Regions from separate parts of the Homo sapiens genome. Here region 1 is linked to region 2. A link is a loop called in an ENCODE intact Hi-C map of the cell type or tissue named here. Cell type or tissue: OCI-LY7. All regions are shown on one strand. Each heading gives the region's core, and the rest is flanking DNA. Links, peaks and the distances in the headings are about the cores only.

Region 1 (14,980 bases), core at 5,419-10,418, 200 kb before region 2:
GGCCGAGGCGGGTGGATCACCTGAGGTTGGAAGTTCAAGACCAGCCTGACCAACACAGAGAAACCCCATCTCTACTAAAAATACAGAATTAGCCAGGCATGGTGGCTCATGCCTGTAATCCCAGCTACTCGGGAGGCTGAGGCAGGAAAATTGCTTGAACCTGGGAGGCGGAGGTTGCAGTGAGCCAAGATCGCACCATTGCACTCCAGCCTGGGCAACAAGAGTGAAACTCCATCTCGAAAAAAAAGAAAACAAAAGAAAAAAGCCAAGAGGGGAGTCGAACTAATTTTCCACCACACAGGAGCATGAGCCAGCCCTCTGAGGCTTTACAAGCAGACACGCCTGCCTCCTTAAAGATATGCTGAGCATTGGCCGGGTGCAGTGGCTTACGCCTGTAATCCCAGCATTTTGGGAGGCCGAGGCAGGTGGATCACCTGAGGTCAGGAGTTCGAGACCAGCCTTCCCAACATGGCGAAACCCTGTCTCTAGTAAAAATACAAAAAAATTAGCTGGGCGTGGTGGGCACGTCTGTAATCCCAGCTACTCGAGAGGCTGAGGCAGAAGAATCACTTGAACCCAGGAGGCGGAGGTTGCAGTGAGCCAAGATCACACCAGTGCACTCCAGCCTGGGTGACAAGAGCGAGACTCCATCTCAAAAAAAAAAAAAAAAAGATATGCTGAGCATCTTTTCCCGAAAGTGACCTATTTTACTCCTGTGAAAACCTGCACTGGGGGGAGAACCCCTCCCCCATGATCTCCACAGTTGTCTCAGAGGGGCCATGCAGGGTCTGTTCATGTTGTTTTTGTTAATATGAAAGTAATTCAAGGGCAGAGGGGGCAAAATAGCCAGACCCTGTCTCTAAAAAACATTTAAAAATTAAAAATAAGACAAGGCTCCAGACTGGAAGAAAAAAATTTCTTTTAAGTACTCAAACTGTGTTCTGGAAAATCCAGAAAACAGTTACAAGACAAGACATGCCCTTTTGCCACCGTCGCGCCTGGGAACTGTGAGCATTTCTGCAGGAGACCTGTGGGCTGCTGTGGTGCCGTCTTTGTATTGTGGTCATTGCGGAAGGGCGCCATGAAGCCATTGGGCCAGCTGGTGGATCTTGCTCTCCCAGTGAGGGAGCAACTCGAGGACAACTTCGGGACCCACAGGCCAGGCGTGTATCTGCTCTGGTGGGCAGCCTGGGTGCCTGGAGTATCACTGAGTGGCAAACTGCTTGGCAGCATCACACGGTAGGGACACTGGTAACTTCCAGCCAGCATGCGGAGGGCTTCCAGCCCTTCTGCAGGCTCAGGGATGTGCTGGGCCTCCATCCCTCGCCCTCAGAGCACAGGCATTCTCCCTGTCCCTGCCACACTGCCCTTGACCCTGCTGGCTGCTGGGATGTTTCCCACCGCTTTGGGTGAGTGGGCCACGCCGGTGGGTGTTGAAGTGGATGGCAGGACACCTTAACAACCGCTGCCCAGTGCTGTGTCAGTGTTAGGCCCTTACCTTCCTCTACAGTGGGAGGAAACACGGGAGGAGAGGGAGGACCCCACATCCTGCCTGGCAAGTTGCTGAAAAACACCAAGTCACGTGACACATCATATACCGGAGTGTGTGGTGCCACACAGCAGGCACGGGTCTGACCCCATCCTGTCACCCTGCCGCTGTGGCCAGCTGCCTCCTGCACTGTCCAAAGGAGGTCCTGAGCCATCCACCTTCAGAGTCCAAAAGCTGACAGAGATGGGTTGATGAAATGAGGAACTTCTGTTCCCGGTGGCTGGAGGCATCCTCCTCACAGCTGGTGGGGGCGGGGGGACTTCCTTTCTGCCCCTGTCCTACTGTGGGAATCTGAGCTTCTTTCTCTGCCCCATTCAGCTCTTGAGGAGCCAAGGACAGATCCCCAGGCTGGTGCTCCCAACCTGGGGAAGTGAAAAGGGCTTGGGCCGTGACCACCTGCAGGTTCGGTTCAGATTTTAGTTCCTCCATTACACGGGCAACCGCAAGGAAGTCAGGTTCCCATTGAGTGTCTTATTTCCTCAAATAGAATGCAGAGTGTTGGGAGAAATAAAGAAGATGAGAACTCTTGTCAGAGGCACAGGAGGTCTTGGGAAAGAACAATATCATGTAATGATTGTAGATATGGGGTACTGGGCATGTCCCCATGTGCCTGGGTTACACTAACATTTTTACCAACACCTGTCTCCTGCCAGCCTTGGTTGTAAAGAGGGAGAGGAGACTGAGACTCAGAGAGGGTATGGGACTTGCCCAAGGTCACACAGCTAAGAAGTAGTGGAGCCAGGGTTTGAGCCCAGCTCTGTCTATCTCCAAAGCCCATCCTCTACTGAAATTCTAGACATAACTGGGCTGAGCAGAAATCCAGCAAACTTCCACAATCTGCTTAAGCACCTGGGAAAGAAGTGAAGAACGGTCATTTTCTCTGGCCTGCAGGAGGAGCCTAGCAGAGCCGGGTTAAAATCCCAGTGTCTCCACTTGGCATAACCTTAGGCAAGACCCTTCACTTTTGTGAAGCCTGACCCAGGAGGTTGGGGGCTACAGTGAGCTGTGTGTGCAGCACTGCACTCCAGCCTGGGTGACAGAATGAGACCGCCCACCCCTCTCAAAAAAAAAAAAAAAAAAAAAAAAACTAGAAAGAAACACAACAAAATATTAGTAGTTAGTGTAAGTATTTTGGGTGGTGGGTAAAGAATGCCTGCTTTTTATTAATCAAATGTTCTTTAGTTAGAATTTATTCATTGTATTTTAAACTTCTGTTATTATCTTTGATTAAAAGTCTTTTGTTACTTTTATAGTGACAAAAAAACTAAATATGGCATTTTGCACAATACCTATATCATCTTATTCAATCCTCACAATCTGCTGAGATATAATTCTTTCTCCTATTTTATTATTTTTTTATTTTTTTAGAGACAGGTTCTCACTCTGTTGCCTAGGCTGGGGCTGGAGTGCAGTGGCATGATCATAGCTCACTGCAGTCTCGACCTCCCAGGCTCAAGCCACCCTCCTGCCTCAGTCTCCTGAGTAGCTGAGAGTGCAGGTGCATGCCACCATGCCTGGATATTTTATTTATTTACTTATTTATTTATTTATTTTTGAGATGGAGTCTTGCTCTGTTACCCAGGCTGGAGTAAAGTGGCGTGATCTCGGCTCACTGCAACCTCTGCCCCCCCGGGTTCAAGCGATTCTCCTGCCTCAGCCTCCCGAGTAGCTGGGATTACAGGCACGCACCACCACACCCAGCTAATTTTTTTTTTTTTTTGAGACAGAGTTTTGCTCTTGTTACCCAAGCTGGAGTGTAATGATGCAATTTCGGCTCACTGCAAACTCCACATCCCGGGTTCAAGCGATTCTCCTGCCTCAGCCTCCTGAGTAGATAGGATTACAGGCACGTGCCACCACGCCCAGCTACTTTTGTATTTTTAGTAGAGCCGGGGTTTCTCCCTGTTGGTCAGGCTGGTCTCGAACTCCTGACCTCAGGTGATCTGTCCAACTTGGCCTCCCAAAGTACTGGGATTACAGGCGTGAGTCATTGTGCCCAGTAATTTTTTTGTATTTTTAGTAGAGACAGGGTTTTGCCATATTGGCCAGGCTGGTCTTGAACTCCTGACTTCAGGAGATCTGCCCGCCTCACCCTCCCAAAGTGCTAGGATTATAGGCGTGAGCCACCGCGCCTGGCCTTATTTTATTTTATTCTTTTTTTTAAGAGACAGGGTCTTGCTAGTTTGCCCAGGGTGGTCTAGGACTCCTGGTCTCAAGTGATCCTCCTGCCTCAGTCTCCCAAAGTGCTGGGATTACAGGCCACACCCAGCCTCTTCTCCCTGTTTTTTTGTTTTTGTTTTTGTTTTTTGAGACGGAGTTTTGCTCTTGTTGCCCAAGCTGGAGTGCAATGGTACAATCTCGGCTCACTGCAACCTCTGCCTCCCAGGTTCAAGCGATTCTCCTGCCTCAGCCTCCCGAGTAGCTGGGATTAGAGGTGTGTGCCACCACGTCTGGCTAGGTTTTTTTGTATTTTTAGTAGAAACGGGTTTTCACCATGTTAGTCTGGTCTCAAACTCCTGACCTCAGGTGATCCACCCGCCTCGGCCTCCCAAAGTGCTGGGATTATAGGCGTGAGCCATTGCGCCCGGCCCTCTTCTCCCTGTTTTAGAGAGTAAGAAACTGAGGTTCACACAATCAAAGTGATTTGCCTAACGTCATACAACGAGCAAGAGGAGACCTGGGATTTGAACCTATGTTGGTCTGACTCCTGAGGGACAGGGAAATGGAAAAGGCTTATCCCGAGCCTGTGGGGTCAGGATAAGTGGTTGGTCCGGCTTCTAAGCAGATTTCTCTTTAGCCTTAGGAAGAATTTTTAACTAGAATTGGTGAGGCCCGGCGTGGTGGCTCACAGGTGGATCACACCTGTGATCCCAGCACTTTGGGAGGCCGAGGTGGGAGGATCACTTGAGTCCAGGAGTTCGAGGCCAACGTAGACAATAATTATCGAAAGAGTATGGGAGTTCTGGAGAGGTAATGAGATCCCCTTCACCAGGAGGTTTCCGATAGAGGACCATGGAGTGTCCTGGAGGGACATTCGGGAGCCCTGACACTACATCTCCCTCCTCAAACCCAAAGGGCAGAGGCATGTCCCTCCTATGAGACGCAGAACAAGTCGGGCCGCGTCCCCTTTTTCTAACTGGGAGCACTGCTGAGGGGGCGTCTGGGACTTCTTCATCTTCATCATCGCCCCTTCCCCATAGGGTACTGCAGGGGGCGGGGGGCGGGGCTTCGGCGGGGCGGGGCTGCAGGGCTCCCGCGGGCTGGCGGGGCGGCTTCGGCGTGCGGGGCGGGGCATCGGCGGGGCGGGGCTGCAGGGCTCCCGGGGACCGCCCGCCCGCCCCTCAGTCTGAGCCCAGAGAGCCGCGGGGACCATGGAGCCGGTGCCGCTGCAGGACTTCGTGCGCGCCTTGGACCCCGCCTCCCTCCCGCGCGTGCTGCGGGTCTGCTCGGGGGTCTACTTCGAGGGTGAGCGGGGGCTGGAACCCCTCCGAGCACTCCCTTGGTGTGGGGCGGGGGCAGAGACCCGGAGAAGACGTTAGCAATCCGGGGAAACTGCCCCTGGGTTCAAATCCCGACACTGCCACTGGCCAAGCTGTGTGATTTGGGGCCGCACTCAACCTCTTTGGACCTCGGCTTTTGCTTTCGTGGAACGGGGACCGCTGACCTGCCCCGCAGGGTAGTGATGAAAAGTCAGTGGGTTGAGGCGCGGGAGGTGGATGCAGCCGGGCCACTCCTAGGTGGCCCCGCGGTGCGCATGGGACAGAGCTCCGACCGCGCCGGGACGCAGCATTAGGCCGCTGGTGGTCGTGGCTGCGTCTTGATTCTGAAGTGCAGGGTCAGTCTTCCCGTCTGTGTCCTCCCACTCCTCCCCCGGCCCTCCTCTACACTGCCTTCCTTCAGTCCCTGCGTCCACCTTGGCCTTCTGTTTGACCATGGGCAGTACTTGATTTGATCAGCTCTTCAGTTCTCAGCTTAAATGGCGCTTCCTCCCGGAAGCCTTCCTGGCTCTCTGCTCCTTGCACGCCCCCGTACATCTGCCGTCTGCCCGCAGCGGCCTGGTTCACAGGGATGGGCACACAGCAGGCGCACAGTCACTAGTCATTGCCTGAAGGAGCAAGCGGTGAGGGAATAACAGACAGTGGAGGGCAGGGTAAGACAGCACAGTGGATGGGTGGCCAGTGCTGCTCTGTGGGCAGGGAGGACCCGTGGGCCACCGAGTAGGGGAGATGGAGGTGGAGGAGAGAGATGCTGTGTGGGGGTGCGGGTTCCTTCCTTAGAGAGCGAACTGAGGCTTGAAGGCCCTGCCCCATCCTGTTCCCTGGCTGCAGAAAAACGCTCTGTCGCAGCAGCTTCCAGCAGAGTGTTTGAGGTCCCAAGTGGGGTCCTAGACCAAGGAGGTCCCTCATGAAGGGTCCCGCAGGGGGCCACCACCTCGCAGTGGGTCTCTCCAGGTCTGCTTGGGAATCTGGCAGATCTGGGTTCAAATTCTGACTCTACCTCCAGGGGCTTTCTGCAGGAAGGCGCCTGGGATCTGTTTGCTCTTCCCCCAGCCCAGGACCAAGCGTCTTCGTCCTCCCAGCACCCTTTGCCTGCTGGTGTTACAACACCTGTTTCCTCATCCTGCCTGACGCGGGATGGTGGAAATGGTGGAAGTCAGAGTGATGGTGACTAGAGAAGGCCCTGACAGGGTGTGGGTGTGCGGATGGGGTGAGTGCGGAGGACAGATGGCCATGCCAATAGGGGCAGGCGTCTACAGGGCACTCAGAAGGGGCTGGCTGCGTGGTTGGTTAGGAGCACTGGCTCTGGAGGCAAACACCCTGGGTTCAACCTAGGTTTTTTTTTTTTTTTTTGAGACAGAGTCTGGCTCTGTTGCCCAGGCTGGAGTGCAGTGGCACGATACAGCTCACTGCGGCCTCGACCTCCTGGGCTCAAGTGATCCTCCCACCTCAGCTTCCTGAGAGGCTGGGACCACAGGCACGCACCAGGACAACGTCCAGCTAATTTTTGTATTTTTTGTAAAGATGGGGTTTTGTCATTTTGCCCAGGCCGGTCTCAAACCCCTGGACTCAAGTGATCTGCCTGCCTCGGCCTCCCAAAGTGTTAGGATTACAGGCATGAGCCACCACACCAGGCCCTGTTTTTTGTTTAATAGAACATAGGTTGTGTGTGATAGCTCATGCTTATAATCTCAACACTTTGGGAGGCTGAGGTGGGAAGATTGCTTGAGCCTAGGAGTTCGAGATCAGCCCTGGCAACATGGTGAGACATCATGTCTACAAAAAATTTTAAAATAAAAAATTGCAGGGTGTGGTGGCTCATGCTTGTAATCCCAGCACTTTGGGAGGCTGAGGCAGGAGGATCACTTGAACTCAGGGGTTCAAGACCAACCTGGGTAACATACTGAGACCGTGTCTCTACACAAAATAAAAAAATTAGTCAGGTGTGATGGTGCATGCCTGTAGTCTCAGCAACTCAGGAGGCTGAGGTGGGAGGATTGCTTGAGCCTGGGAGGTTGAGGTTGCAGTGAGCTATGATTGCACCACTGCACTCCAGTCTGGGCGACAGTGAGACTCTGTCTCGAAAAAAAGGACGAGGTCTGTGTTGCCCAGGCTGGTCTTGAATTCCTGTCCTCAAGCAGTCCTCCCACTTTAGCCTCCCAAAGTGTTGGGATTACAAGCGTGAGCCACCGCACCCAGCCATAACTTCCAGTTCTGCCTCCTATTACCTGATCATCATGTACAACCTACTCAGCCCCTGAGAGGCTGTTTCTTTTTCTTCTTCTTCTTTTTTTTTTTTGAGATGGAGTCTCCCTCTGTCACCCAGGCTGGAGTGCAGTAGCCTGATTTCAGCTCACTGCAACCTCCACCTCCTGGGTTCAAGCAATTCTCCTGCCTCAGCCTCCTGAGTAGCTGGGATTACAGGTGCCAACCTCCACACTGGGCTAATTTTTGTATTTTTAGTAGAGACGGGGTTTCACCATGTTGGCCAGGCTGATCTCGAACTCCTGATCTCAGGTGATCCCCCTGTCTTGGCCTCCCAAAGTGCTGGGATTACAGGCATGAGCCACCATTCCTGGCCAGCTGTTTCATTATTTAGGAAATTGAAACTGCCTGTCTCCGCAAGAGCAGTCATGGGTCTTAAACACAATGACGCATCAGTAGCCCTTGGCACAGTGCCGGGTATCTGTAGTACCACAGCTGCTGTTCTCACCAGTCTGGAAGGCCCATGCTCTGACATTGTAAACAGACTGTGGTTTATGACTGGTGGGCATTTTCCTGGCAGTACGTGGGGAGGTTTTCATCAGTTTCTCAGGGCTGATGTTGGAGCTGCCCTGTGGGTGGGGCTGGGTTCAGGTGGCCTCAAGGTCCTGCCACGTAGTCTGTTGTCCTCCATTAGCTGGATGGAGAGACTGTGCACTCGTGTGTGCGTGAGAGATCTTTATTGAGCAACTTCTGTGTTCTCGACACCACTTACACACTTTAATTAATTAATTTATTTTTATTTATTATTTTTTTTTTGAGACGGAGTCTCACTCTGTCACCCAGGCTGGAGTGAAGTGGCGTGATCTCGGCTCACTGCAAGCTCCGCCTCCCGGGTTCACGCCATTCTCCTGCCTCAGCCTCCCGAGTAGCTGGAACTACAGGTGCCCGCCACCATGCCTGGCTAATTTTTTTTGTATTTTTAGTAGAGTCGGGGTTTCCCTGTGTTAGCCAGGATGGTCTCGATCTCCTGATCTCGTGATCCACCCACCTTGGCCCCCCAAAGTGCTGGGATTACAGGCGTGAGCCACCGCGCCCAACCCTCACTTACACACTTTAAACCAGGAAAGCAGAACTTTGCCCATTGGGCCTCACTCTGTCAGTGCCCCTCTATTTTCCAGGGTGCTAGGAGGGCTGGGTACCGGCCCTGGCTCCGGGTGATCTCCAGGGAGCCACTGACCCCTCTCTGAGCCTGATTTTGTAGCTGTACACTAAGGGAATCCCAACTCCCTTAGTGTACAGCTACAAAATCAGGCTCAGAGAGGGGGATTCACTGGGTTATTTACTGATTTGTGGACTTACCACATACTCAGAGGCCAAGCCCTGTGCTGGCTGCAGTGATGTTGAGATGGATCAGCCCTGCCTGTGAACTCAGTGGAGGAGGCACGGGGATGTGAAAAAGGCCAGAGAAGTGTGCCACAGCGGGGTGCACCGATGCCAGGAGGGGCAAGGACAGCTGAGGACGACTGAACCTGTGGGCATGAGGCAGGAACGACAGAGCAGGGCATGCCAGGCAGCAGGCACCATGTGCAAAGGCATGGCAGAGCAGAGCTTGTTGGGCACCAGGGCACAGGCTGCCCAGCACTTGGCCCTTGTCCAATGGGGAAATGGAGTCCTTGTCTCCGCAGGCTCCATCTATGAGATCTCTGGGAATGAGTGCTGCCTCTCCACGGGGGACCTGATCAAGGTCACCCAGGTCCGCCTCCAGAAGGTGGTCTGTGAGAACCCGAAGACCAGCCAGACCATGGAGCTCGCCCCCAACTTCCAGGGTAAGGTGGGCACCTCTGCCTCCCCATGTGCCCTGGCACTCTCCTGGCACACCCGCAGGCTGCTCGTGGGCTTGCCACGTCCAGCAGTCACTCCCTCCCCTCGGGGTTTGCTCCCGAGGCCCTCACATTCACCACAACCCAGCCTCAAGGGTGGGGATGTCCTCAGAGGGTCGGCAATGCCCTGGACTCAGAGAGGTTGCACCCTCTCCCTCTCAGTCTCTGGTCACACCTGCCTCTGTTCCAAGCCCTGTCCAGGTGCCTGTCTCTGAGTTCACTCACACATTCACTCCCCAAACATCTGCAGACACCCATGTGTGCCAGGCTCCGTGTGGCGGGCTGTGGGTATGGGGGTCAGGATGAATCAGGTGCCACCCTCTCCAGTGGGGAGCTTCTGGGATGACAGTGAGAGGAGGCCAACAGTAAAAGGAGTCATAAGCTTTAGAGAGGGGTCTGAGCAACAGTAACCTGCCTCAGGATCTGTGAGGGCTTCTTGGAGGAGGTGGCATCTGAACCAGAAGAAAGATCCCAGCCACAGGGAGTAGCATGTGCACATTTGGTGCTCAGGAAACCCCAAGGAGCTCAATTCTTATTATTTTTTTTTATTTTTACTTTTTGGAGATGGAGTCTCGCTCTGTCACCCAAGCTGGAGTGCAGTGGCGTGATCTGGACTCACTGCAAGCTCTGCCTCCCGGGTTCCCACCATTCTACTGCCTCAGCCTCCCGAGTAGCTGGGACTACAGGCGCCCGCCACCACACCCAGCTAATTTTTTTTGTATTTTTAGTAGAGACAAAGTTTCACCGTGTTAACCAGGATGATCTCGATCTCCTGACCTCGTGATCTGCCCGCCTTGGCCTCCCAAAGTGCTGGGATTACAGGCATGAGCCACCATGCCCGGCCAGAGCTCAATTATTTTAAGAGGCATGTAGTGTGGTGGGCCATGGCCTGGACCCTGAAGCCAGTGGCCTGGAATTGAATCCCAGTGGCCTTGGGCAAGCTAGGCAGGTTCCTCTCTGGGCCTCTCTGGGACCTCCCTGGGCCTCAGTTTCCTCTTCTGTAATGAGGGCGATTAGGCTTGATATGAGGATGAAATGAGCTGATATGTATACAGCACTTAGAAGGGGGCCTGGGACAGGCTGGGTGCAGTGGCTGGTGGCTCATGCCTGTGATCCCAGCTCTTTGGGAGGCTGAGGCGGGTGGATCACCTGAGGTCAGGAGTTCAAGACCAGCCCGGCCAACATGGTGAAACCCCATCTCTGCTAAAAATACAAAAATTAGCTAGGGGTGGTGGGGGGCACCTGTAATCCCAGCTATTCAGGAGGCTGAGGCATGAGAATCACTTGAACCTGGGAGGTGGAGGTTGCAGCCTGTGCAATAGAGAGAGACTCTGTCTCTCAAAAAAAAAAAAAAAAAAAGTGGGGAGGGGGCACCTGGTACAAAGCAGGCACACTCTGAGGACTGGCTGTTATGTGACTGCCTGCCAGATGCGGGAAAGTGTGGCTTCCAGGTTAGGGGCAAGTTGTGTGGGGAGCCGCAGGAGCCACACCACCTGGGGGCTATGTGGTGTGCTGACACTGTTTGTTCTTTATTTCGAAGGCAATGAGGAGCCAGTGAGGGTTTTTTGTTTCATTTTTAGTAGAGACAGGGTCTTGCTATGTTCTCCAGCCTGGTCTCACTCAAACTCTTGGGTTCATGTGATCCTCCTGCCTCGGCCTCCCAAAGTGTTGGCATTACAGGCGTGAGCCAGTGTGCCCAGCCAAAAACGGCCTCAGGTTTCCTTTTTTCTTTCCCCCGTCAAGTGTTAAACATTTGTTACATGTGTTTCTCTCCCTCTCCATACATACACACACACGAATGTATTACTATATGTGTATATATGGATGTGTTTTTTCTGAACCATTTGAGAGTAAATTGCAGACATGTTCCCTTTTACATCTATATATTACCCCTAAATATTATAGTATCTCCCCAAAACAAGGACATTCATTCACATGGTTCAATGATCAAATTCAGGAAACTTAATTTTGGTACAGTACTACTGCCTAATCCATGGGCTGTATTTGAATTCCAGCAACTATCCTCATAATATGCTTTATAGCAGTTTTTCCCCTCAATCCAGAGTCCAGTCCTAGATCACACATCATATTCAGTTGTCCTGTTTCTTCATTCTCCTTCAGACTGGAACAGTTCCTCTGCCTTTGTCTTGACATTGACATTTTGAAGCATCTGGACCAGTACTTATGTAGAATATCCCTCAGTCCCAGCTTGTGCAGTGTTTCCTCGATTAGCTTCAGGTTGTGGGTTTGGGGCAGGAAAAGCTTGCTTCCCAAAAGCGGTATCATGTCTGGAAGCGAGGTATTTAGGCCAGCTGCTGGCGGAATGGGTGGGGGCTGGAGGGAGGGGGTGCAGGGACAGTCGGGCAGTCACTATTGGCAGCCAGGATGCAGGGGTAAAGTGGGTGGTCTGAGGTGGCTCTGGCCAGCAGCTCCTGGGATGTTCGTTTGGGAGAGAGGGACGGCAGGTTTTGGATGAGTGGGATCGGACCTGTGGAGAGGCATCTGGAGGAAAGGCTAAGATGGCAGTTAGAGGCAGGTAGGGTCAGGAGCTTGGAGAGTGTGGAAGTCTAGTGTGTCTGTCAGGGAATGTGTCCCTCTTCCATTCTCTGTGTCTCTGGTGACAAGTCTCTCTCGGTTCCTACTTCCTGTCTCTCCCTGTCCCTTCATGCACTGCCACTTTCTGCCCTGTGTCCCTCAGCCCTGCAGCCCAGATGTCCAGATGCAAATCTGTCATTGACACCTGTCCCTGGGGGATTCTGGCTGGGTCATCTGCAGGGCCAGACTGGGGTCTGGACCTGACAAAGGCCTGCCCCACCCTGACACCCCACAGTGACCTGCCTGCTCTCTGCTGTCCCCCACAGGCTACTTCACCCCCCTCAACACCCCACAGAGCTATGAAACCCTGGAGGAGCTGGTCTCTGCCACAACTCAGAGCTCCAAGCAGCTGCCCACTTGCTTCATGTCGACCCACAGGATTGTCACAGAGGGCAGGGTGGTGACTGAGGACCAGCTCCTCATGCTTGAGGCTGTGGTGATGCACCTCGGGATCCGCTCTGCCCGCTGTGTCCTGGGCATGGAGGGTCAGCAGGTCATCCTGCACCTGCCCCTATCCCAGAAGGGGCCCTTCTGGACATGGGAGCCTAGTGCCCCTCGAACTCTGCTCCAGGTCCTACAGGATCCAGCCCTGAAAGACCTCGTCCTCACCTGCCCCACCCTGCCCTGGCATTCCCTGATCCTGCGGCCCCAGTATGAGATCCAAGCCATCATGCACAGTGAGTTGCCTGGGCAGATGGATGCGCGCTGCTGGGGGAGAGAAAGAGGGTTGCCCCTGGGAGCTGCTCTGATGGAAGACACCCCCACCCCATCCCTGAGGATCAGCTGGAACTTCAGGTTGCTCCCTCTGTATTACACTGAAGTTATTCTTTTTTTTTGAGATGGAGTTTCGCTCTTGTTGCCCAAGCTGGAGTGCAATGGTGTGATCTTGGCTCACCCTCCAGAGTCAAGCGATTCTCCTGCCTCAGCCTCCCGAGTAGCTGGGATTACAGGCGTGCACCACCATGCCCGGCTAATTTTTTGTATTTTTAGTAGAAACGGAGTGTCACCATGTTAGCGAGGCAGGTCTTGAACTCCTGACCTCAGGTGGTCCACCCGCCTTGGCCTCCCAAAGTGCTGGGATTACAGGCGTGAGCCACCGTTCCTGGCCAGTTATTCTTATTGATGCTCAAATTATCTCGGCTACGCCAGGTGCAGTGGCTCACGCATGTAATACCAGCACTTTGGAGGATCGCTTGATCTCAGGTGTTCCAGACCAGACTAGGCAACATAGCAAGACCCCCATCTCTACAAAAATTTTTTTAAAAAATTAGCTAGGCTTAGTGCTTGTAGTAGCAGCTACTCTGGAGGCTGAGGCAGGAGGATCACTTGAGCCCAGGAGTTCAAGGTTGTAGTGAGCTATGATCACACCCTTGCACTCCAGCCTGGGCAACAGGGCGAGACCTCATCTCTCTCTTTTTTGAAGCAGAGTCTTGCTCTGTCACCCAGGCTGGAGTACAATGGTTGATCTCAGCTCACTGCAACCTCCATCTCCCAGGTTCAAGCGATTCTCTTGCCTCAGCCTCCCTAGTAGTTGGGATTATAGGCGCCCGCCACCATGCCCAGATAATTTTTTTGTATATTTAGTAGAGACAGGGTTTCGCCATATCGGCCAGGCTGGTCTGGAACTCCTGACCTCAGGTGATCTGCCCACCTCGGCCTCCCAGAGTGCTGGGATTACAGGCGTGAGCCACCGAGCACAGCCTAAAAATAATAATTTTAAAATTTATTTTTCTTTTTTCTTAATACTTGGAGGAAAAAAAATAAAAATAGTAATTTTTTTAAGAAGGTTGGGGCCAAGCACAGTGGCTCACGCCTGTAATCCTAGAACTTTGGGAGGCCGAGGCAGGTGGATCACGAGGTCAGGAGATCAAGACCATCCTGGCTAACATGGTGAAACCCCGTCTCTACTAAAAATACAAAAAAATTAGCCGGGTGTGGTGGCGGGCACCTGTAGTCCCAGCTACTTGGGAGGCTGAGGCAGGAGAATGGCGTGAACCCAGGGGCTAGAGCTTGCAGTGAGCCAAGATCGCACCACTGCACTCCAGCCTGAGCGACAAGAGCGAGACTCCATCTCAAAAAAAAAAAGAAGGTTGAAGGGAAAGCATGTGTGGGAATGTGGCGTAGTGTAAATTGGAAGATTCTGATTGGAAAGAAAAGATGGCAGCGGGGGCCGGGCGTGGTGGCTCATGCCTGTAATCCCAGCACTTTGGGAGGCCAAGGTGGGAGGATCACCTGAGGACAGGAGTTCGAGACCAGCCTGGCCAACATGGTGAAACCCCATCTCTACTAAAACTACAAAAATTAGCTGGGCATGGTGGCGGGCGCCTGTAATCCCAGCTACTCGGGAGGCTGAGGTGGAAGAACTGCTTGAATCTGGGAGGTGGAGGTTGCAGTGAGCCGAGACTGTGCCATTGCATTCCAGCCTGTGCGACAAGGGCACTCCATCTCGAGTGAAACTCCATCTCAAAAAAAAAAAAAGAAAGAAAAGACAGCAGCGGGAGGGAGGCCAGCCGGCCCAGCCAATGCTCTATGCCTGGGGTGGGGGCCACTCCTGGGGTGGCATGCAGTGCCACTGAGCTGCCCCTCTCCACAGTGCGCAGGACCATTGTCAAGATCCCTTCTACCCTGGAGGTCGACGTGGAGGACGTCACCGCCTCCTCCCGGCACGTCCACTTTATCAAACCGCTGCTGCTGAGCGAGGTCCTGGCCTGGGAAGGCCCTTTCCCCCTGTCCATGGAGATCCTGGAGGTTCCTGAGGGCCGCCCCATCTTCCTCAGCCCGTGGGTGGGCTCCTTGCAAAAAGGCCAGAGGCTTTGCGTCTATGGCCTAGCCTCACCACCCTGGCGGGTCCTGGCCTCAAGCAAGGGCCGCAAGGTGCCCAGGCACTTCCTGGTGTCAGGGGGCTACCAAGGCAAGCTGCGGCGGCGGCCAAGGGAGTTCCCCACGGCCTATGACCTCCTAGGTGCTTTCCAGCCAGGCCGGCCACTCCGGGTGGTGGCCACAAAGGACTGTGAGGGCGAGAGGGAGGAGAATCCCGAGTTCACGTCCCTGGCTGTGGGTGACCGGCTGGAGGTGCTGGGGCCTGGCCAGGCCCATGGGGCCCAGGGCAGTGACGTGGATGTCTTGGTTTGTCAGCGGCTGAGTGACCAGGCTGGGGAGGATGAGGAGGAAGAGTGCAAAGAGGAGGCAGAGAGCCCAGAGCGGGTCCTGCTGCCCTTCCACTTCCCTGGCAGTTTCGTGGAGGAGATGAGTGA
Region 2 (14,980 bases), core at 6,712-11,711:
ACTACTAATTGGAGAAATATAAATTGCAATATTCTTAAGATACGACTTCATACATATTAAGCTACCAAAAAAAATCTAAACAATAAAACCAAGTGTTATCTGGGTTATGAGAAGATAAAGACATATTCAGTCAGGCACAGCTGTAAAATCATATGTGTCTTCAGACTGTTCCTGGATAAAGTATAAAAGAGGTCATAAGATTGGCCACAGCCTAATCTGAATAATTTTTCTTAGGTGCTCACCCAAGAATTACATACAGGGGGGAAAGAAGCAAACTCTACTTTTAAAAATAGTATAAGTTTGTTGTCTACAGAAACGAAAAATGAGAAACAAACAACATGTGAACAATAAGTTTAACTACACTGTAACTGTAAACTATTTCAATACAAGCTTATTTAAAAGGTGAATACATGTTTTTATGTTAGTTTAATAATAGCTTACATATAATTTGATAAGAATCAAAAGCAGATACAAAGCTTACATTTAAAAGTATAGTAAAATGTTTAAATACATATTTTTAAATGCTTATATAAAAAATGTTCAAGACATTAAGCTAAAATTAGACACAAATTCTTCATTCTTGCCCCCAACTTTTTCCATTAGAAAAAAAATTTCAGTTTTGAGGGAAAAGCATTTCAAATCACAGTGATCTTGCCTTACCTAAAAAATCTTACCCTGTTTGTGACAACAGTATAGGCAGAAAGATTCATTTGATTTTCTGGCTGTGTCATCTCTTTCCTAAGAAGTTATTTAGACACTGTACACAAACTCAGGGTTGGTTCATTTTACAGCTCTAAGCAAAAGCAACGAACTTCCAATAGTTAAAGAATTTGCTATTGGAAGAGACTTCACATTTGGTTTCACTCTATTGGACAGACACGATTCTCTCTTGGAAATGCAAGAAAATATATAACAAAAGATGCTACAAAGGATAGAGTATCACAGATCATTAAATGTAATCCTTATTTTAAAGTTGAGGAAATTAAACAAAAGAGAAGGCACTGCCTCATGAACCTGTAAGCAGCAGAAACAGTGGTGGAATCCAAAACTCTGAACTCCCTTGTCTGAAGTTTTTTGTCCTCTTTATGTGGAATTGAGCATAAAACCCTCCCTTTTAAAATTACATTCCTTTATGCCTGTAATCCCAGCACTTTGGGAGGCTGAGGCAGGTGGATCACCTGAGGTCAGGAGTTCGAGACCAGCCTGGCCTACATGGTGAAACTCCGTCTCTACTAAAAATAAAAAAAATTAGCGTGGTGGTAGGCACCTGTAATCCCAGCTACTTGGGAGGCTGAGGCAGGAGAATCGCTTGAACCCGGGAGGTGGAGATTGCAGTGAGCCAAGATCGCACCACCGCACTCCAGCCTGGGCAACAAGAGTTAAGACTCCCATCTCAAAAAAAAAAAAAAAATTACATTCCTAATATTATTACCTTAGGCTACTTATTCCTTTTCTTTCATTACATCTCTATCCTATGTTACATTACTTTGATCTTATGATATAACATCATGTTCTTAACGTTTTTAAATATTTTAAATTTAAACTCAAAATTTCTTTTTCAATGTATGGATTGGCACTTTAAGGACCTCCTAAAAATCCAAAAATAACATTCCTTTTTTTTTTTTCTTTAGAGGAATAAAGAGCTTAGTTGAACAAAGAGCTACTTCTGAATCTGGCAGCCCTCAGAATCAGAAAAGATTCAGACTCAGAGAGCTCCCTGACATTCTTTTTATGCTACGTATTAACTCCCTGTACAGGCTAGCAAAAAAACCCACAAAAACAAATTGATTTCTCTTTATAACCGTAAGTCCTTAATTTAAAATGTACAGACTTTGATTTACTGGGTTTTTTTGTTTGTTTGTTTTTTGATTTTTTGAGACAGGGTGGAGTACAGTGTCACAATCTCACCTAGCCTGGAGTACAGTGGCACAATCCTGGGTCACTGCAACCTCCGCCTCCTGGGTTCAAGCGATTCTCATGCCTCAGCCTCTGAAGTAGCTGGGACTACAGGTGTCCACCACCATGCCTGGCTAATTTTTGTATTTTTAGTAGAAACAGGGTTTCACCATGTTGGCCAGGCTGGTCTCGAACTCCTGGTCTCAAGTGATCCGCCCGCCTTGGCCTCCCAAAGTGGGATTACAGGCTTAAGCCACAGTGCCCAGCCTGACTTACTGTTAATTAAACAGGTAATTTTATTTATTTATTTATTTATTTTTGAAACAGAGCAGTGACACAATCTCAGCTCACTGCAACCTCCACCTCCTGGGTTCAAGCAATTCTCCTGCCTCAGCCTCCCAAGTAGCTGGGACTACAGGCACATGCCACCACACTCGGCTAATTTTTCGTATTTTAGTAGAGACAGTCTCACCATGTTGCCCAGGCTGGCCTCAAACTCCTGAGCTCAAGTGATCTACCCACCTCGGCCTCCCAAACTGCTGGGATTACAGTCATGAGCCACCATGGCCGGCCAAAACAAGTAATTTTAACTGGGGCTGGGGTCAAAGTGGGAAGGGGCGGCTGAGGTAGGAGGATCCCTTGAGCCCAGGAGTAATCTGGTAATCTGGTATGTTGACCAGCCTGGACAACACAGCAAGAGACCCAATCTATTTAAAAAAAAAAAAAAAAGAGAGAGAAGAAGAAGAAAAAAAAAGAGGGTGGGAGGGAAAGGAGAAAGGGAGGGAAGAGGAGAAGGAAGGAAGGGAAAGAGGGGGTAGAAGAGGAAGAGAGGAGGGGGGAAATCCCCTTTCCCAAACACATATACACACAGTTATCATGAAATAGATTTCTAGCCAAAGATGGGTCCATAGCCTAATACCCAGATCCTGTGAATGTTCACTTATTTGGAAAAACAGTCTTTGCATATGTTATTAAGGATTTTGAGATGAGATTATACATAGGCCCTAAACGCCATCACAAATATCCTTATAAGAGAAAAGCAGACATTTAACACACATACAGAGAAGACGGCAATGTGAAAATGGAAGAAGAGACTGGAGGGTTACGGTCAAGGAATGTCAGCAGCCACCAGAAGCTGGGAGAGGCAAGGGATGATTGCCCCTAAAGCCTCTGGAGCAAGTTCAGTCCTGCCAACACCCTGATTTCAGACTTCTGGCCTCCAGAAGTGAAAGAATAAATTTCTGTTGTTTTAAGCCTCAAAGTCTGTTTGGGGTAATTTGTTATGGCAGCCACAAGAAACTAATACAAATAGCAAAGTTTATGTTTTTTGTTTGCTTGGTTTTGCTATTACCTCTCTGTTTGGGCTTGTTGACCATCTCCTGACCACTGAATGAAACAGACAAACTGAAAACGAAAGTGGGAAATGAAGAAATCTAAGTAAGGGGCCGGGTGCGGTGGCTCACACCTGTAATCCCAGCACTTCGGGAGGCCAAAGCAGGTGATCACCTGAGGTCAGGAAATCGAGACCAGCCTGGCCAACATGGTGAAACCCCCCGTCTCTACTAAAAATACAAAAATTAGCCAGGCGTGGTGGTGGGCACCTGTAATTCCAGCTACTCCGGAGGCTGAGGCAGAAGAATCACTTGAACCCAGGAGGCAGAGGTTGCAGCAAGCCGAGATCATGCCACTGCACTCTAGCCTGGGCTACAGAGTGAGACTCCGTCTCAAAAAAAAGAGAAAGAAATGTAAATAAGATAAGAGAACACAACTGTACATACAGCTGAAAAAAAAATGCTTCCAGACATTAAAAATAATAAACATAAAACACTTAAAAACTTTCCAAATAATTGTCAAGTTTGCCTCTCTAATGAAAGTGTTACATAATTCCAAAGTTAGCATTCTCCTGCTGTCACTCTGGGATAAACTTTAAATTTATATAGTGGAAGAAATACCCAGGTAACAATAACACTGACAGTCCCAGGTACTTCATGGATCTTGAGAAATCTTACAAGATCTTTCCAACGCCTTAACAAACTCAACACTAGTATTTGCAAGACAGCACTTAAAGTCTGCATACATTCACTATACTGTTTTTTGTTTGTTTTGAGATGGAGTCTCCCTCTATCACCCAGGCTGGAGTGCAATGGCGCACTCTTAGCTCACTGCAACCTCAGCCTCCCAGGTTCAAGCAATTCTCCTACTTCAGCCTCAGGAGTAGCCGGGATTACAGGCGCCTACCACCACGCCCAGATAATTTTTGTATTTTTTAGTAGAGATGGGGTTTCACCATGTTGGCCAGGCTGGTCTCGAATTCCTGACCTCAAGTGATCTGCTTGCCTCAGCCTCCCAAAGTGTTGGGATTACAGGCGTGAGCCACTACGCCTAGCCTCACCATACTGTTTGATGTGTTCTGCTTAGGGAAAAAAATTACTGCTAGAGTTAAACCTGAAATATATAAAAGTCCTCCTTTCCAATTTATCTTAAATAACAATCTTACGTAAACTATGCCTCAAGACTGAGCTCATATTTTTCTGTTTTGATTGAAGTTCCTATTTTGCATTTCTCTCATGTAATAGTTATACAGTAATATGCTCCTCCATAAATCATTTACTAAATATTTAATTTTTAACTTTGTAACACTGTGCTTAGCACTATATCAAGAACGTTGATAAACACATCATAATATGGTACTAAATGATCAGAAATTTTTTTCATTGGAAAAACGTGACTTTTCTAACTCAACAATTACTTTTTTGCATGTATTTTTCTTTGGGATTTCTTTTTTGTTTGTCTTGAATAGAGCCCTGAAATTCTTTCTAAACATATTCATAGAATATTTCAAGCTGGAAGAAAAACACTGAAATAGAATCCAGGATAAAATATGCCAGGTATTAAAGACATATTCTGAAAGAAATCATAATTACTTTTGGCTGCTGCATCAAAAGTTCATGTCAGTGTTGAATATGCCATTTAACTACCCTTTACAAAAATGTACAGATCAAACAGAATGAAACTATAAAAGCTCAGCTAATTTAACCAAGTAAAGTTGTTAATTCCAACTTCAAGCAACAAAGTAAATAAGGGTAAAATTTAGGAACTTAATCATTTCTTGATAAAGACTCTTAATTGAAACAATTTTCCCAGGGGCCCTCTGTACTAGTCTCTGCTTAGCCTAAATGAAAGGATCTAATCTACAGAGACCAATAGTCCCAAACTTTAAGAATCTCCTCTGAATGCAACTCAAAATGATGACACACAAATTGAATTCATTCCCCCCAAAAAAATTATGTGACATATAAAGCATTTTGGGACAGATAGGAACTGAAAAAATAGTCTTGCAAAAAACAGAACCAAAACTAGTAGCAGTATCTTATAAACCAATAACATGTTAGTTACAGCCAGAAATAAAAATTAAACTATATAAATGCAAAGTGGTATCCTGAATTGGATCCTTGAGTAGAAAAAAGATATTAGTAGAAAAAGTAGTAAAATCTGAATGAAGTCTGGAATCTAGTAAACAGTAATGAGCTGCATTCAGAGGAGATTCCAAAAGTTTGGGACTGTTGGCCTCTGTAGATTTAGATCCTTTCGTTTAGGCTAAGCAGAGACTAGTACAGAGAGCCCTGGGGGAAGGGTGGGAATATATATGTATATATGATACCAGCACACACTTACTAGAATGTCTAAAATAAAAATAAAAAAACTGGCCAAATGCTGGCAAGGATGTGGAACAACAAGAACTCTACAACTAGAACAATGTACAATTAGAAATTGCACACTGCTGGTGGGAATGCAAAATGGTACAGTTCAGCCAGTCATGGAAAACAGTTTGGCAGTTCCTTATAAAGGTAAACATACACTTACTATACAATCCTTCAATCCCATTCCGAGGTATCTACCTAAGTGAAAAGAATACTTATGTTCACATAAAAACCTGTATATAAATGTGTACAGTAGCTTGTTCATATATATGCCAAAGACTGGAAACAACTCAAATGCCCTTCAAACTGGCACATGAATAAACAAACTGCAGTATACCCATACAATGGAATACTGTACAGTAAATCACAGAACAATCTGGATGAAACTCAAATGCATTATGCTAAGTGGACAAAGCCAGACTCAAAAGCCTACATATTGTATAATTCCATTTATATCACATAACTACAAGGACAGAAAACAGATTAGTGGTTGCCAGTGTTGGGGATGGGAAAAAAGGTTGACTATAAAGAGGCACAAGGGATCCTTTTTGGGATTGATGAAACTATTATATATATATATATATATATATATTTTTTTTTTTTTTTTTTTTTTTTAGATAGAGTTTCACTCTGTTGCCCAGGCTGGAGTGCAGTGGCGTGATCTTGGCTCACTGCAAGCTCCACCTCCCAGGTTCATGCAATTCTCCTGCCTCAGCCTCCCAAGTAGCTGGGACTACAGGCACGCACTACCACACCCAGCTAATTTTTTTTTTTTTTTTGAGATGATGTCTTCCTCTGTCACCCAGGCAGGAGTGCAGTGGCGCGATCTTGGCTCACTGCAACCACCACCTCCTGGATTCAAGCAATCTTCCCACCTCAGCCTCCCGAGCAGCTGGGATTACAGGCATGTGCCACCATGCCTGGCTAATTTTTTTGTATTTTTAGTAGAGACAGCATTTCACCGTGTTGCCCAGGCTGGTCCTGAACTCCTGACCTCAAGTAATCCAACTGTCTCACCCCCACAAAGTGCTGGGATTACAGGTGTGAGCCATTGCACCCAGCCTAATTTTTGTATTTTTAGTAGAAATGGGGTTTTACCATGTTGACCAGGCTGGGCTTGAACTCCTGACCTCAGGTGATCCACCCGCCTTGGCCTCCCAGAGTGCTAGGATTACAGATGTGAGCCACCGCACCTGGCCCTCTGTATCTCGATGTGGTTTTACAAAATTGTATGCATCTGTAAAACTTACAGAACTGTATGTTTAAAAGAATTAAATGTATGTAAATTATACCTCAAAAGTTATAATAGGATCTACTTAGATTTTTAGACAAAATCACATATGAAACTGCATAAAATTCTATGACTGTAATACAAACAAATGAAATTATAAACACAGACCACAGTTTTTTTATGAGTACAGAGATCTGAAATGTTGGCTAACAAAATTATAAACATAGTTGGAACAATAAATAGTTTATTTATTAGTAACGAGATCTGAAACACTGGCAGATAAAACTATAAAAACAGTTGGATCAACAGTTTATTTATGAGTACAGAGATTGAAATGTAGGCTCTATTACCTGTTACCATCATAACAGAAGAATTTTTCCATTACATAGATAACTTAAGGTCAAATTGTATAAATTCTTATTTTTATTCTAAATGTGACTACCTTCAGATACCCTTTCCTTATTTAAATTGAAATGGTGGAAGAATTCTACCCTATCTTAAACACTAGAGGTAGAACTATACAACATACAATTATTCAGAAGCAATTATACCTAAAATAGAAGTTAGTACTCATTTAAAAGAGATCTTAGACTTTCAATTTCCATAACTGTGAGAAAATACATGTTATTTTAGCCACCCAATCTATAGTATTCTGTTAGGGCAAACCAAGTGGACTAATATAATATAGTTCACAAAACCTTACTTTAGTTATTTAGACATGGTTTTCTTTAGTTCTTTGAACTTTCTTTTTTTTTTTTTTTTAAAGAAATGAGGTCTTGCTCTGTCACCCAGGCTGGAGTGCAGTGGCAATTGTCCCTCCTCAGTAAGTGCAAGCCACCATACCAGGCCCTTTGAACATATTTTAAATGGCTGATTTAAAGTCTTTGCCTAATACTAAAGTCTAACATTTGGGCTTCCTCAGGGAACATTTTCTAATTTACTGCTTTCTCTCCTATGTGTGGACCATACTTAAGTGGTTTTTTGCATGCTTTGTAATAACAGTCTCTTGAAAACTAAACATTTTAAATAAGGTAATGTGACAACTCGAAAAATCAGATTCTTCCCCTACCAGGTATTTGTTGTTATTACTGTTTACTGTTGTTACTGTTTATTGTTGTTTCTTTTAGTGACTTTCCTGAACTAATTATCTAAAATATTAATTTTCTATCATATGTGGTCACTAAAGTCTCTGCTGTTCATTTGTGATCAGCTAATGACTGGGCAGAGACTTCCTTAAATGCTTAAAACCAGTATAAGACTCAGTGTGTATTGACAGCCTAACTACATGTGTTAGGGCATACCTTTCACATTCAGCCAAGCAGTTTACAACCCTTCCTTAGCCTTTACTTCTTGCTTGCACAAAGTCTAGAGATTAATCAGAACTGACAGCTTAGGACCTTCTTAGTTCTTTCCTAAGCATGCAGCACACAACCCTACACATGCACATAGCCTTCTAGATTCCCAGAAATATACCAGAGCTTCTTAAATTTCCTTATGAACATCTCATTTCCCAGCTTTTCCTTTTAAGCTTCTTGGTTAGCCTATTATTCGATCTAACTATTCACTGTCACTCAAGATGGTGAGCACTCAAGTTGTTCAACAACTGCCTTTAACTGTTTTCAATAAACACTGCAAGGGGAAAGGTTGTTTGTACTAAGTGAGCTTCAAGTCAGGTCAAATACAGATGGTCTTGTGAATGAGGTTTTTCAAGGAACTACTAGCTAGGTAAAATAATGACAACTCTGGGAATGGAGTTTTGAAGAACTCTAAACTCGATCTATCCCTTCCAGTGGCTGGTTTTCACCATGATTGGAGGCTGTTGGTTTTCAAGGCTACTGAGGAGCTAGAGGGAAAAGCACAAATTAAAATGCCACAAAGTTTGCTGTTTTTGCCAAGATTCAGCCATTTCTCTTGAATAAATGCTCACAGATTGCTGCCATTGATAAATATTCCAGGTACCCTTCAGTTCTTCATATTTGTTTACCTGGAGTCTGCTACATTTCTGAAACTTCTACATATACTTTTCGCTGTGATTTCTTCTCCTATTTTTTCCAACAATTTGGTCTCACTGTTTCCTATCTTTCAGAAATCCATTAAAGTCTCATCAGCTGAAAGCCACCTTTCTTGATTTAATACCTTTAAAAAAATATCTAACATACTTACTAACATATCCACTCAGAATCCTTTGTATTCAGAGCCCTGCTAAAGCAGACACAAATATCCAGCAGACCTACACTCAGCTAACCTCTCTTAAGGCTCCCTTTAGTGTGATCCTAAGAGAGTCTTTCAGCTCTCATAACTTAGGCAACAGCACAAATCACATTTCTGTAACCAGAAAAACTGCAACCACCTACACCTCCCTGATGGGACTTTCTGTAGACAGATAAAAACCATCACCATACTGGTCAATACCTTCCATAAATAAATAGTGCAGCCAACTGACTGCAGTAAATTTGGTGAATTCTTCTGGCTACTTTGTTCTGGAGGCATGACTAACATATCATAGTATTATCAGCTGTAGGACTATTTATAGTAACTTTACACTTAACAAAACACTGTCAGAACTTACTGAGAAAGTTGCTTTTTAAAATATATACATATATTTAGGCTCTAACAAATTCTTAATAGAAAAAAATACTAGTTTACCAGAAATAGAATCTCGGCCAGGCGTGGTGGCTCACACCTGTAATCCCAGCACTTTGGTAGGCCGAGGTGGGTGGATTACTTGAGGTCAGGAGTTCAAGACCAGCCTGGCCCACATGGTAAAACTCTGTCTCTACTAAAAATACAAAAATTAGCTGTGTGTGGTGGCACATGCCTGTAGTCCCAGGTGGAGGTTGCAGTGAGCTGAGATCGCACCACTGCACTCCAGCCTGGGTGACACAACAAGACTCTGCCTAAAAAAAAAAAAAAAAGAAAGAAAGAAAAGAAAAAAAATGTCTCTCTAAGAATAATTGCTTTTATAATTTCTTTTTTTTTTTTTTTTTTTTGAGACAGAGTTTCGCTCTCATTGCCCAGGCTGGAGTGCGATGGCGTGATCTCGGCTCACCTCAACCTCCGCCTCCAGGGTTTAAGTGATTATCCTGCCTCAGCCTCCTGAGTAGCTGGGATTACAGGCATGCGCCACCACGCCTGGCTAATTTTGTATATTTTTAATAGAGACGGGGTTCTCCATGTTGGTCAGGCTGGTCTCGAACTTCTGACCTCAGGTGATCCACCCGCCTCAGCCTCCCAAAGTGCTGGGATTACAGGTGCAAGCCACCACGCCCGGTCTGTTTTTATAATTTCTAATATTACTTAACAAAAATCATCCTTTGAAATTGTTTACAAAACAATCTTTTTTTTTTTTTTTTTTTGAGACAGTCTTATTCTGTCACCCAGGCTGGAGTACAGTGGCGCAATCTCGGCTCACTGCAACCTCCGCCTCCTGGATTCAAGCGATTCTCCTGCCTCAGCCTCCTGAGTAGCTGGGATTACAGGTGTGCATGACCATACCCAGCTAAGTTTTTTGTATTTTCAGTAGAGACGGGGTTTCACCAGGTTGGCCAGGCTGGCCTCGAACTCCTGACCTCAGGTGATCCGCCTGCCTCAGCTTCCCAAAGTGCTGGGATTATAGGCATGAGCCACCGTGCTTCCCCAACAAGTTCCTAATGAAACAGGAAGATGTGTTCCAAAGGAAAAATTTCAAAACCATAGTAAAAAGTATTAAGAAGGAGGAGGTTAACCTGAATTAGCTATGTCAAAGTGAGCTTAATAACAGTACAATGGTTCTTCTATATTTCTTCCAACACTCCTTGGATCTCTCTCCAATTTTAGTAACTTGTCAGCATAAGAATTTCTCTGTTTGTAGTGGGTGTTAACAAGTGACATGAAAAAAAAACAAGAAATCAAAAAGAATAAGAATATGATAAAAGAAATTTTTTAAAAAATCTGTTTGAAGATCCAGACTCAAAGACTCTAAAACTTTATCTTCATCCTTCTTTAATCTGTGCAGTTAAAATTTCTGAGAATCACAACATGAATATTCTATAAATGTGCTGCTTCCAGTTATACAAAGTTGTACCCTATGTCATCAATTCTCTAACATTCTACATACCTATATATCTCATCTATACATCAGTCCTATATATCAGCTTATCAGTGTTTGGATAACACTGACTATACACTATACTAACAGAACTAAGTCTTTTGAAATCTATGTCTTTAGCTGTTAGAAGAACTGTAAAATCTAGGTTCAGTTTTTTTATTAATGTTTTATTTCTCCAAATTTATTTACCCCTTCAAAACTCCATCAGACAGGATAATATAAGTGTTTGTTAAAGAAAAATAAAATAAATAAATATCTTACACCAAAGATAAAAAGGAAAGAAATCTGGTCTTGAATGAAAGTCAATTCACTAACTAGCTCCACTTAAGTTTTCCCAAATAGCAAACCATTAAAACTATTAAGATTACGGCCCAAATAACAAGTGGTTCCTAAGAGAGATTTTAAAAGTTGGGCCTGTAGCCTTGATAACCTTTAGCTTTAAATCCAACACGCTACACAAGAACTTTCCCTACAGGTCCTCAAGACAAGATATTTTCAAGCTCCTGAGCAATATAACATTAAATGTCAATCATGCCCTGTTACTCAGCAAATATACAGAACTCATCATAGTCACAAACACTCTCAGGAGCTCCAACTGTGAGTTGATACTATTAATAGCAAACATTTATGGAATGCTTCTTATGGGTCAGGTACCGTTCTAAGTACTTTTAATATATTAACTATTTCTTTTTCTTCTTCTTTTCTTTAATTGAGACAGTCTCGCTCTGTTACCCAGGCTGAAGCGCAGTGGCATGATCTCAGCTCACTGCAACCTCCACCTCCCAGGTTTAGCAATTTTTATGCCTCAGCCTCCTGAGTAGCTGGGATTATAGGCATGCACCACCATGCCCAGGTAATACATTAATTATTTTAATCTTTCAATAAGTCTATAAAATAGAAGCTATTTGTTATTATCACCATTTTACAGATGAGAAAACTAAGGCACAGAGAGTAACTTCCCCAATGCTATACACATAGTAAGTCACCAACCTGGTATTCGAGCCCAGGCAGGCTAGCTTCAAAGCCTGAGTTCTCAAACCACAGCTATGTGTCTCATAATGGAACAATGCAGACAGGACTGGTGATATTTAAAAGCTGACTGAGCTTAAAATGTATGATATGCCATACTATAGTCATCAACAGCCAGAATTCTTAAGCCAAGTAATGAGAACATACGAGAAGATGGCAAGTCTTCTTCTTTATCCTTTACCATTCTCATTTTTTTTCCCCAGGCCTCCCAAGTATGAGTATGAGTTAACACAAGTGAAGTGCTTTAAATAGTGCCTGGCACATAGTAAGTGCTCACTAAGTGTTAAGAGCAGGTAGTGGTATAAAAATAGTAGAGTATGTCTGCTGACCCTGTTTCACTCTACCAGCTAGGATAGGCAAGGAACTGTTGATATTTCTACGCCCTTTCCCCCTTTGTGATTACAGGAAACGAATTGGGACAATACATAAATGTAATCCACTGTCGCAAACCCTAATTACTCTTCAGTCATGTTATTTCACCTGACCATATACACATGAGCAAACTGCTTCATTCCTCAGTCCTCTTTTTTTGGTTTACAAAGACTGGACTTGGGCCAGAAGAGAGCAGAATAAAGCAGCTTTGTAACCTTTTGACTAGTTGCCAAGAACAGAAGCAAGGTTTGTGAAAACCAACTGAAAGGACCTAAACTTTGGACTGTTAGATGGAAACTAGCAAAGGATTCTAACGATAGAAGCTCAGCATACAACCGAGCATTTTCAACCTCACGATTCCAAAATAAGTTTTTAAAATAATGTGCCTAGAAATGGTAAAGAACAGGGATGACAGTAATGGTAATCAGGGCAACAGGACCTCCCTCTCTCAATGATTGTTCTGCAGCTATTTAGGTTAAGTTTTACAGAATCCATCCACGTACATTGCAGAGAAAAAAACTAGCAAACCTAAACATTTTCTTTTTTTTTTTTTTGGTAGAGACAGGGTCTCGCTATGTTGCCCAGGCTAGTCTTGAACTCCTGGGCTTAAGTGATCCTCCTACTTCAGCCTCCCAAAGTGCTGGGATTACAGGCATGAGCCACCACACCTGGCCCCAAACCTAAACATTTTCCATTACAAAAAGACAATATTAGGGGAAAGATCTAGCAGTCACTAAAATTTTGCAAACTGCAGGTACATTGCATTAACTACGGAAACTAAAGAAAAAATTCAATTTCACCTAAAAGCTAATCATTCTAATGTATTCCCGTAGTAACGGCACTGATATCAACTTAGTGAATGGAAACCAGCAGTTTGTTTTAAATTAAAAACAATAAAACAAATAGAGGCCAGGCACAGTGGCTCACACCTATAATTCCAGCACTTTGGGAGGCTGAGGCAGGAGGATCACTTGAGCCCAGGAGTTCAAGACCAGCCTGGGCAATACAGTGAAACCGCATCTATAAAACACAAAACAAACAAACAAAAAAAATTAGTGAGGCATGGTGGCACACACCTGTAGTCTCAGCTGCTTGGGAGGCTGAGGCAGGAGGATCACCTGAGCCCAGGAGGTCGAGGCTGCAGTGAGCCGTGATAGCGTCACTACGCTTCAGCCCAGGTGATACAGGGTGAGATCCTGTCTCAAAAAACAAACAAACAAACAAAATAGAATAGAAAATATTAATATTACAATGCATCACCAGTAGTAAAGATACTGTTTCAAGAAACTTCTGTTTCGATTTCAAATATTAATATGTACATATATGTGTCTGAGTACTGGATAGCAATGTAAAATGTATTTTATAGTGGGTCATGATCAGAAAAGTTTAAAAGCCACTTTATCAGAAAAAAAAAAAAAATGGCCAGTCAAAAAGGGAAGAAAATAACCACTTCATACTACAGAGGAAACAACATTCAGAGTTTGATGGTTCTCTTTTTTGTTTGTTTGTTTTGAGACGGAGTTTCGCTCTTGTTGCCCAGGCTGGAGTGCAATAGCGTGGTCTCGGCTCACTGCAACCTCCGCCTCCTGGGTTTAAGCGATTCTCCTGCCTCAGCCTCCCAAGTAGCTGGGATTATAGGCGCCTGCCACCATGCCTGGCTAATTTTGTATTTTTTTTTTTGGTAGAGACGGGGTTTCACCATGTTGGCTAGGCTGGTCTTGAACTCCTGCCTCTCAGGTGATCCTCCCGCCTCGGCCTCCCAAAGTGCTGGGATTACAGGCATGAGCCACTGCGCCCGGCCGATGGTTCTCTAAATTGTAGTTTTATATAAGCAAGCCTCTGAAAGAGAACAAAAAAGATAAAGGAAACCACTGAGTTACTTCCAAAAATTTTTTTTTGCACAGAATGTGAGGTACCTACAGTAAATAAATACATACTAACAAAAAATACATAGAAATGAAAGCAAAAATTTTCAGTTTATCTACCTATTAAATGCCCCACTAAATATGAGAGATGGCCTATTCTCTTTGTGAAGCTCTAGTTCTCACTCTCAAGAATATTATTCATTAGTGTTGCCTAACTACTGCTTCCTAACCTATAGCAGAAGAACACCTGGTGAAAAGCAAAAGCAGATTTCAAAAATTATTCTTTAAATTATCACAGATGTTTCCTAAATTTGACATTTTTAAATTTAAAAGAGAAAAATTCAGTGATGTAATAAAACACTGATTTTTATAAGATATTTAGGTACTATTTTTTATCCTATAATGTTCTCTAAAGTCTGAAATATTCCCCCAAAATTCATACATGTATATATTGGATTATTCTTTTGGTAAAGAGAGTGAGATTATCACATTCATTTCATCAATCTACTAGGAAAAAATTAACATCATTGTGCTAAATTAAATGTTCCTCTTATTTTGAAAAGGGGGAGGGGCACAACAGGTGAAGCTGACCTAAATCGTTTTCAGTCACTATGGAAACTAAAGAAAAAATTCAATTTCACCTAAAAGCTAATCATTCTAATGTATTCCCGTAGTAACGGTGCTGATAGCAACTACCTACCAATTTTCCTAAATTCAGTAATTGCTACAATATTAAATTTCAGGTGAAAGAAAACTATTGAAATGTTTAAATACACTGATTATCAGACCCACATTGCTT

The links. Hi-C counts contacts between places; a loop is a spot of excess contacts. Peaks named below come from ENCODE experiments on the same cell type or tissue, not always from the same donor. Only the 100,000 strongest peaks of a DNase experiment are listed, where the experiment ranks them.
Region 1: it touches region 2 in a loop (1.9-fold over the local background); 6 of 110 quality-filtered maps call a loop at or near these places.

What each region holds. Positions count from the first base shown.
Region 1 is chr1:27,867,652-27,882,631 of GRCh38, forward strand. It overlaps THEMIS2 (thymocyte selection associated family member 2), which reads left to right and starts at 4,893. Exons shown (of 6, transcript NM_001105556.3): 1 at 4,893-5,014; 2 at 8,937-9,077; 3 at 11,993-12,403; 4 at 14,320-14,980. The coding sequence starts at 4,921. RefSeq lists enhancers at 2,018-2,067, 11,987-12,487, 14,774-14,883 and a silencer at 4,741-5,010. In OCI-LY7, for the core only: no CTCF peak of the experiment used is centred there; DNase peaks (open chromatin) are centred at 5,847 and 7,730; H3K4me3 peaks cover 865 bases; H3K27ac peaks cover 2,246 bases.
Region 2 is chr1:28,066,940-28,081,919 of GRCh38, forward strand. All of the region lies in intron 1 of EYA3 (EYA transcriptional coactivator and phosphatase 3), which reads right to left. Among named protein-coding and RNA genes, the nearest start is that of EYA3, 14 kb to the right of the region's middle. In OCI-LY7, for the core only: no CTCF peak of the experiment used is centred there; a DNase peak (open chromatin) is centred at 9,139; H3K4me3 peaks cover 2,625 bases; H3K27ac peaks cover 5,000 bases.